Regions from separate parts of the Homo sapiens genome. Here region 1 is linked to region 2. A link is a contact called in ENCODE Hi-C data. All regions are on one chromosome and are shown on one strand. The core of a region is the stretch at or near the end of the contact, and the rest is flanking DNA. Distances in the headings are between cores, read along the strand shown.

The links. Hi-C counts contacts between places; a loop is a spot of excess contacts on that map. Pooled maps may share reads with other maps.
Region 1: a loop to region 2 is called in a pooled map of heart left ventricle, with 11 times the contacts of the local background. The contact joins the promoter of ZNF727 here to the promoter of LINC02848 in region 2. A Hi-C loop is called at or near these places in 6 of 50 pooled maps.

Annotation. Positions count from the first base shown.
Region 1 is chr7:64,043,728-64,048,637 of GRCh38, reverse strand. ZNF727 (zinc finger protein 727) reads right to left here and starts at 3,204. Exons shown (of 4, transcript NM_001159522.3): 1 at 3,014-3,204. The coding sequence starts at 3,016.
Region 2 is chr7:63,896,753-63,901,741 of GRCh38, reverse strand. It overlaps LINC02848 (long intergenic non-protein coding RNA 2848), which reads right to left and starts at 1,844. Exons shown (of 7, transcript NR_186803.1): 1 at 1,743-1,844; 2 at 1,297-1,404; 3 at 704-1,113. It also overlaps the pseudogene GABPAP.

The DNA of each region.
Region 1 (4,910 bases), core at 1,955-4,454, 150 kb before region 2:
TTACCTGAGCAAAGATATGTATGTATAGTGGCAAATACTTTTTTATTGTGTACACATAAATATTTCCTATGAAGTAGAAATTTTTCTAAAAAATAATGAGTTGCCCACTACCACAAATTCTCCACTCTGCACGAGACAGAAACTGATGTTTTCATGAATGTTTGTAATTTACGTGTTAATCTACCACACTTTCTTGTAAAAATGTATTTATTTTTCTGCAACCATCATGAGACAGACATTTCCTCTGTCTTTTCCCAGGTAGCATTCCCAAAGCTAAGCCCTGGGATTCTGTTTGAAATCATGCTAAAACAGAACAGACCTCAGAATCTTACTACATTCACTGTGCAATACATAAAAGGTAAATGAGAATTTTTAACCAATGGAATATAAACTATTTTTTTTCTGAAATCTACCTCTTTTCTCTTAGAAAACATTTGTGGTTTTTTTTAATCTTTCAAGCTCTAATGATAAAATCCATTTTACAATTAATGAAAAACTGAAGTTGAAATAACTGAACATATATATTCAAGGCAACAAACACGGGGTGAAGTAGTGCTGACTGGAACACAGATGTTTTAGACTCATGTGTCAATCACTTGAGAGATTCTCCCACCCCCATTCTGCTCACTAAAGTACTTGATCATCACTCTCCCAAAAGACACTGCACTTGCCCCCTGTGTGGCAGATGTGTATTTTGCTTTGCAAATTTATACACGCCCTCACTAGGGTGGGTCTTTCCTATACTTTGGGACAGTTATTCTCCTTCACAAGCCTGAGAGAAACCAGAGGGCAAGATGCATTTGTGCCTTTTTCCCTCAATACCAGCACCTGATTGGTTGAGCACCAATGTGTCTGCAGAAAGGAAAGCTAGGGTTGAGAGGGAAAAAAATCTTAATGTTAAAGCAGTTAGCTTTTTAGAGGAAGGGTGTATCAGGAAACTGCTCTCAGCACGAGGGCATCCAGCTGCTCCCCTGAGAGGCTCCACCCAATACCTCAGGCTCTTCTCTGAAAGGAGATGACCCAGGGGCTAATGTTTGCTAGACACTCCAAGAGACATGGTCCTTGTGGGTATCTTGGATCATCCCCAGAAAGCTGTAATACTTGGAACCAGGAAAATACAGGAGAGTGACTGAGGACACATCACCCTGCAAAGGATCCAAAGACATGCTGGGAAGGCGCGCGTGCCTAGAGAAGATGAGAGGAGATGCGCAGAGCGTCAGGTGATTACTCTCTGCTTTCCTGTTATGTGAAATGTTCACGAACAGACGAAATTAAAAAGAGCCACCTACTGCTCTCTTAAACAAAAATAAACAATTAAAATGCCACGTCCGTTTTGAAATTAAATAAAGGACTAATAGTTGATAATGTGATCTGGACAGGGATAGTCGGCATTGGGGAATGTGGGAAAGAAATTGGAAATGTAGAATTTTCTACAGTCCCTATAACAGTTAGGCTGGGAGAAGTTTTGGATTTGAGACCCTGCTTGCCAAACATTTGAAAATTGCAGACAAAACCAAGGACCCTGTAGAGCATTAAAATAACTAAATAGCTGGCAATTAGGCTGAAATGGCCATGATGCTCTGGGATTCTGCCTAAGGAAACCTAACTACGTCGAAAGAATTTCTTACAAATTACTAACTTTGAGAAAAAAAAAAAAAACACAAAACTTAGGCTTAACCAACCACAAGCTGCCAATAAAGCTCTAAGTACATAACCAGGACATTTCCACCGGATGGGTGCAAATGCAATACATAACTGTAACCAATCAAATACTGAATCTGGTTTGCTTCCTCATACCTCTTACAAAAGCCTTTTGTTCCAAGTCTCTCCTTTGAGCCCCCAAACCATAGTTGGATATTCTCTGATTCATAAATTGCTGTTTGTGCAAATAAACTGTTTGTATTAATCGGTTCTGGCATTACTATAAATGCCTCAGACTGGGTAATTTATAAGAAAGAGGATTAACTGGCTCATGGTTCCACAGGCTGTACAGAAAGCATAACACCAGCATCTGCTTCTGGGGGGGCCCCACCCAGGAAGCTTAAAATCCTGGTGCAAGGTGAAGCAGGAGCTTGAAAAGAAGGCAAGGGGGTTGCTATACACTTTTAAATAAGAACTTCAGGGAACTCAGTCACTATCGAGAGGTCAATACCAAGAGGAATGGTGCTAAACTATTCATGAGAAATTCACGCCCATAATCCAAACACTTTCCACCAGGCCCCACCTCCAACATGGGGTATTACATTTAAATAGGAGAGTTGGGCTGGAAAACACTTCGAAACTATATCCTAAAGATGCCTCAATTTAGGCTACGACAGTGGCTCATGCATGTAATCCCGGCACTTTAGGAGGCCCGAGGGGGGCGGATCACCTGAGCTCCGGAGTTCGAGACCAGGCTGAGCAACATTGCAAAAACCCGTCTCTACCAAACAAACAAAAAACAAAACCACAAAACCAGGCGAGGTGGCGGCGCATGTCTCCCTAGTCCTAGCTACTTGGGGAGCTGGGGTGGGAGGATCATCTGAGCCCAGGAGGTGGAGGCTGCAGTGAGCCGAAATCTTGCCACTGCACTTTAGCCTGGGCACAGAGTGAGACACTGTCTCCAAAATAAATAAATAAAATAAGCCACAATTTTTAAAAGGAGAAAGGAGGGACTGGGGACCCCAAGGCCCACTGCTTCTTCCACGGAGGAACTCCAGACCCTGAATGAGGATTCTCGTCTTATGACGTCCCCGCACAATCTGGAGGAGACTCGGGATTGCGACACAGAGCTGCCCAAAAAGTCTCTGGGCTGGAAAGAAATTCGCGTTTATGGACAAAACAAGACGCTCGGGTTTTGGCTGCAGGCTCAGCTCCTAATCTGCGACGGAGGGAAGTGAGGACTGAACTGTGCCCACGGGGACTCGGAGCTGCTGCAGAGCTGACCGCGAGGCCAAGATCCCACCGCAGCCAGTTCCGACCGGATTCAAACAGCCTCTTCCCCCTTCTCGGGACACCCACTCCGCGCACTCACCATTTCCCAGCCTCCGGATGTTCCGCCTTCTTCCCTATGGATCTCCCAGTACCTGCAGGTCACAGGATAACAGGGGCTATGGTGGAGTCACCGAGGAGCTAATGGAGCGGAAGAGATGGAATAGTACAGACGGGTACTGGACTCAGAGCCTAGAAGCTAGGAGACGAAGGCCTTGCCATATTGAAGAGCCCGCCTCTTCCTCTCTAGCTGCGCACCTGATTGGGCAGTTTTCACGCTAGCACCACTGATTGGCTGGGGTTCTCCGCCCCACACATTTAGACCCTGATCGACAGGAGATGTAATGAGACACTGGGCTGAATGAGGAAAGAGTGACAGGTTTTTGCCTGCAGCATGTTCAGGCAGCGATTTCTCCTTGTGTTGGGGGCCTGGCCCTGCCTGAGGGACATTTGTATTTAACGTTGTATATAAGATTATATCACTTTCTGATTATATTTACGTGTGTGTATATCAATTTCTGAATTATAGTTATGTGTATGCTGCAGGCCCTGTCTCAGCATCCTGTCTTTCCCTTTAGTTGCAGGAGATCAAAGTCCTCCAGGAGATGCAGCTGCACCAGCTGGCTGCAGACAATTATCACCTTCAGTCTGTGAAGCAATTTTGGGTCTGCTTCCAATTAATGGAGTGTCTCAGTGAGACTGAGAGGTGAGGGCCTAGCAGATTGGTTAGTGCCACTCACCCAGACCTCCCAAAACACCCTGTTTCTTTCCCACCAAAGCTGAGCCTGCCTGAGGACCTAAACAAGCATGGAGAACGAAGATGGGACCCTAGTCAGGGATAGTGCTGGGCTGTGGGGTAAAGTCAGCTGGGTCAGTGCCTCCAGGTGTGGGAAGGAGCCGGCCTCTTCTCTAGGGCCCTGGGCAAGTCACTGCCCTCTTTGGGCCTCTGTTTTCTTATCCAAAAAATGTAGGGATGATGAGACTGAGAGGGGCTAATGATGAGCTTCAAAGGAGAAAAGAACTTTGAGAGTGCTTGTGCCTGGCTCTTCCTGAGATGATGAGAACAATGGTGACAGCTACATATAACTGAGTCCTCACAAGGCCCAGTGAGGTAGGTGGTTCCCATCACACTTTCAAGTTGAGAAAACAGTCTCAGGGAGGCCTGGCTGCATGCCCAAGGTTCCACATACAGGGAGTGTTGGAGCAGGGAGTCAATCTAGAATCAGAACTTACTGGAGATGACAGGAGCATTGGACCAGCTTACTCACACCAGTTATCCAGGATACCAGGTCAGTGTAACTGGGCATAACTGGGTGAAGGGAGCATAGTATCACTGACCTTTTCTTTGACTCTGGCAGATGAAGACATCCACGTTGGCCACCCTGGAGACGAAACCACAGAGAGGCCAGATGAGGCTAAAGCAGCAAAAAGGCAGTGTCCCTGTGATGGGGAGGAGCTCCAGGGAGTCAGAGGGAAGAGCTCCTCCCTCACAGCCGGAGGCCTCCACATCAAAAGAGCAAGGGGCCTTTCTCCCGTAGCCCTTCCCTCCTGTGGCAACAGTCCCTGAAATGCCTCTATAAGACAAATCTGAGTAAAAGCCTGGAAGAGCTGGATTTGGGAAATAGTGGGGGCAGGGACCACATAACATTGTGACTTGTAAAAATCTCACCACAGAGTTAACATGGGAACATGGGGGTTCATGTTTTTGGAGGCCAGCTAGGAGGAGGGGAGAGAGTTGGGGAGAGGCAGCTGAGTGTCTTTGGCTTTTTCAAGTGGAAGATGTAGATAGGAGGGTCCAGGAGACAGGGGATTATGAGACTTCAGGGGACAGGCCTTGAATGGACACCCAAAATTGGATACTCATCCCCATCACCACCCGATGGCACAGGGTGTTGCCTCCATCCTGGGCACATTTTCCAGTTATCTGGTGATGGGAGACC
Region 2 (4,989 bases), core at 595-3,094:
AGTCGCTCCCACAAAGCTGGAGCACCACCTGTTCCTGAGGATCAGGCTGCCATCTGTGTTTGAGACACTGGCCAGTCAGACATTTGTTGAGATGAGGCCAATGATATCACGTGTAAAATACCTAAACCATCCTAATCTTTAGGTAGCTATTTGGGGGACTTTCTACCAAATGGGTTGGTGAAAAATGGCGCACCAGAGACACACGCCTGGGAACTGAAATTTTCTCCTCTGCTTTTAGCATCTCCTGGGTAAGCCAATAATGGCCCTCCCTGCCCCCTCAATATCCACATCCGCGAAAAAGTCGCTGGTGAGGGTGACATTTTCACGAAGCCACAGCCCATGTCACCCCGTGCAAAGCTCTGAACTTGTGCACTGGCGGGCCAGGCGGCGGATTTCTCCCCACAGCGGCGGAACTGCGCTCTGGCTGGAGAGAAAAGAGGGCAGCGGCACAATGGACAGCGCCTGGACCTCAGGCCAGTTCCCACAGCAGCTTAGGAAAGCCGGTGGCTCCCTGGGCTGCAGGAGGCGCGATGGCCAGGAAAGACCCTGGGTACAGGTGGGAGAGGGAACCCAGCTGAGCAGCGGGAAGTGGGGTGAGGACTACACCCGTCCCAGTTTGACAAGGGCGAGGTGTACATCGCGGCGTCACGCCCTCCTCACTGCCCAGCCCGGACCTGCCCCTCCTGTCCCTCTCCGGACTCACTTTCTTTGGCAAGGAAGTGCACGCGATCAGTAGCCAGCATCGTTGTGGAAGCGGCGAGGTCCACATTGCCGTGTCCAACCCTCCTGGGCTGCCCGCCTCCTCGCATGTCGCCTGCTGGGATTCCAGTCCAGCCGCCTTGCCACCAACGGGCGGGGGACCGTTAAGAGCTACTGTTTCCAGCCTGCCTAGCCAGGCTCTCACCGCCCCGCTCCTCCCACGAGAACTGCGCCCCGTCCCCGAGCCCGGGTCATGCTGGGATTGTAGTCCCGAAGTGCCTGAAACAACGGGCGGGAGCAGTGAAGAGACTACAACTCCCAGCATGCACAGCGAGGTCAACACAGCCCGGCTTTCCTCTTCAGGACTGTGCGCCGCCCCATGTTCATGCTGGCTGTGATTGTAATCCGGTCGCCCTGCAATTAAAAAACTGGAAGCTAATCAAAGACGACAACTCCCAGTATGCCAGGTGTAGCTCCCACCCACTAATCCACACCTCCCCGCGTCCAGAGCAGTACTGCCATGTCAAGGGGAGCCTGGCTGTTCCCAAACCTCTCCTGCCTGCCAGGCGACAGTGGGACCAGGGCGGTTGGTCCTACCTTGTAATTATGTCACTACCTCTTCCTAAGATGCTGGCTTCATGCTTCGTCAGTGCCTGAAGTTTGATTTCTCACGGAGCGGCAGGGGACCGGGGGCTGCTCACAAACCTGTCAGGGTTGCCATAGTAACGCTACTCTTCCTGTAGCTGGACTCGCCCCACCCTTTCTCGCACGCTTCTTCCCTTGGCCCGGCCTCTCCCCTCAGCACCGCCCCTTCTCCCCCGCCTCTTTTATTGGCACCGCCCCTCATCCTCGCTCCGCCCCTGACACGCCCCTTCGGACAAGCGGCAGTGTAGTCCCTGCGTAGGAATGGGGTTAATGGCCAGATGTCTGACACTTCTCGGACTTTTTGTGATCCCACGCGGGAAGCTCCCTCCTGAGTGTCTGAAATTGTCAGTTCACTGCCAGAAATGGATATAAGCGATCCCTGATAACTTGGCACTTGCCTTTTCAAAGCCGCCGTTTCCTCCATCCTCTGGGTTGTCACAAATCCTCCTTTGCAGCACCGCAGGAGTGCCCCTTGGACCCCGAGCTGGCTGCAAGGCCCACACCTGGGTCAGGCCTCGCACAGGGACGCTCCTGCCACTCTAATAAAGAGTAGAAAACGTCACACTGAAAGGCCTGACCCTGCTGCATCCAGTCAGGAAACAGCCACAGGGAAGGGAACCCCTAAGCCACTTTGGGAGCCACATCCACCACTTCTCTGCCCCTGACCCAGGCTGGTTCCTAGCCCTTAGGGTCCTACTGCGGACCTCCCGGCCATAATTAACGCAGGTGCAGGACCAGAGAGCCCCTTGGTCCCTCCCAACACATGAGGGAACTTTGTGTGGTGAGGTCAGGTACAGTGTCTACGTTTCTGCTGTGAATAGGGCTTTCTTGGAAACAATTTTAATTTCCCTTTTTAAATATCCCTTTGGAACCACATTTAATAATTTGCTGGTGGAACTTAACAGTGATAAATCTTTGAATCCATTTTTCTTTTCTTTTTCTGACACGCAGTCTTGCTTTGTAGCCCAGGCTGGAATGCTGTGACTCGATCTGGGCTCACTGCAACCTCCACTTCCCGGGTTCAAGCGATTCTCCTGCCTCAGCCTCCCGAGTAGATGAAATTACAGACAACCGCCACCACGCCCGGCTAATTTTTGCATTTTTTAGTAGAGATTGGGTTTCACCATGTGGGCCAGGCTGGTCTCGAACTCCTGAACTCAAGTGATCTGCCCGCCTTGGCCACCCAAAATGCTGGGATTGCAGGCGTGAGCCACTGCGCCCGGCCTGAATCCATTTTAACACTGAGTTTTTCAGATTAACTCGAAGTACCCCACAACTACACGCTAATGAAACTAGAGGAGGCACAGCCTCAGCTCCGTGCAGGATGGATGCACAAGAGCAGAATCTCCATGGGACGCCTTTCTGGAGCATCAGTATTACTGCAGGATTTGGAAGCAACAAGTTCAAATAATTTTCAACGTTAACACACTGGAAATTTAAGAGAAGTCTGGAAACTCATCTACCTTTAAAAACTGTCAGTCATCTGTGCCTAAGTCAGACTTTCTCCAAGAAAAAAAAAAAAAGAAACTCTAAGGAGACCCTATTTTTTATTCTTCTAAGTAGTTAAAATTAGAAATCACAGCAAGTCAACAGGAAGCTCTCCTCTGCCAGTCTCCTAAATCACAATATGGCCTTGGTAGGGTTTTATTTGTATTTTTTGGAGGGGTTTGTTGACATGTTGGGTATAAAACTTGGGCGGGGGGGGGTGGTTGACCAATTTTTGGAAGTTTTCAGCCATTAGTTGGTGATTAACTTTGTACCTCATTTAATTTTTCTGTTCCCTGTCCAACTTGGACTCAATCACTCTACAGGTCTCTAAGACTTCATTTTCTTAAAGCTTTTTCACTCTTTTATTCAGAATGGACAACTTCTATTGCTCTGTCTTCTGTTTCTAATCTTTGAATAAGCTCAAAAGTATTTTTCAAATTTCCTTATCTTCCTATTATTTCGTAATTTCCATGTCTTTGCTGAGGTTCCACATCTCTTCATTGTTAGAATATTTTCCTTTACCCCCATGAACAGATTTATAATAGCTGCCTTTAAACATCCTGAATTACAACATCTTAAATATCTTAGGATCACTCCTACTGCCTGCTTTTTAAATTGCGTATGGATTCTATTTTTGTGTTTCTTCACACGTATCATGAATTTTAAAGTTGTGTACTAAAACTGTAAAGAATCATTATATAGACTCTCATTTCTGTTGTGTACCTTTAACAGCGGTGTTATTTTTTACAAAAGGTGTTAATTGGGCTGGATTCAAACCTCAATACCTGTCTACCCTGCAGTGGGCACAGCTGAAAACCTCATTCAGTTCTTACTGACACATAGGTCATATCTATATTATGCAGCTGTGTTTCTATAACAATAGGTAATATATTATGCAGGTGTCATCATTATAATCTGTGTTAATTCAACAAGCTAATCCGGTATTACTGAAAGCCAGGACCTCAGTTTTTTTTTGTTTTTTGTTTTCTGTTTTTTGTTTTTACTGTATAATAGTTTTATTTTTCTCATTTTACTATTTTTACATTTTATGCACAAATATTTTTTATCTGCGTAAAAATAGAAAATAACTTTTATGTAAAATTACAAAAAAAATTAAAACCACAAAGAAATACATAATTGTTATTATGACAGTATAAGTGTCATTGTCGTTATTTAAAGAGTAAAAATGTATGCAAAAGTCCTCCTCCCAATTACAAAAGATTAAGAATTTTGTTTTTCCTGGCAGCAAGTGAAATATTGAAGTATCAATATTTTTACACCCTTTAGATCTGAAGACATTAAGTTAGTCACAGATTTGTTTTGCAATTATGAATTTTAAAACATTTTTGTGCTATTTCAAGGATACACTGGTTCTTTCTTAAAGGCAGTAGCATAAAATGAATATGGAAAACAGCAGACCTCACAAAAATATTTGGTGGTACAGTTCTTTTTGTATCATACTTGAGTATCACCATTAATCAGGGGAGAAAACAACTAAACAGTTTTTCCTAATTAAATGACATAGACTGATACAAAAATAAATGTGATCAGTCAATTTACCTGAAGATCAACCACACATAGCAATTCTGCCTAATTTGTTTTTCTGATGCCAACACAAATATTTAGACTTTAGGCTAGCGAGATATGTATGAAAGTTGGCTCAATAAAAACTTCACATGGAAAACAAATTTTAAAACAAAAATGAACATTTCTTTTACTTAAATTCTTGTACTTCTAAGGTACAAATGATGACCAATAATTTTATCTTTCTTCCTTTGAATATACTGTAAATTCTATGAAAAATTCATTTATAAAAACAAAGCAAAGAATGAATAGAATAAATTTTATTTTCTTTCACAATGTTATATTTTAATAGAAGAAAAAAACTACCTGGCTTTCTGATAACTGTAACCTAAGTAAAACAAATATTTTACATATAATTTGAGGCAAAGTAATGAGTTTCTTGAATCAACTGGAGAAATTAGTCATATTACTTTACCTATGTCATGCATAAATGATGGCAAGAAGAAAAAAAAAGCATCTGATCATGTAGGAGAACTGTCTCTGTTCAAATTATGAGAAATAAAATGAAAATTGCTAAAGGGAGAAAATGAATAAAATATGATTTTAAAAAAACCATATGGGAATTGCATAGAT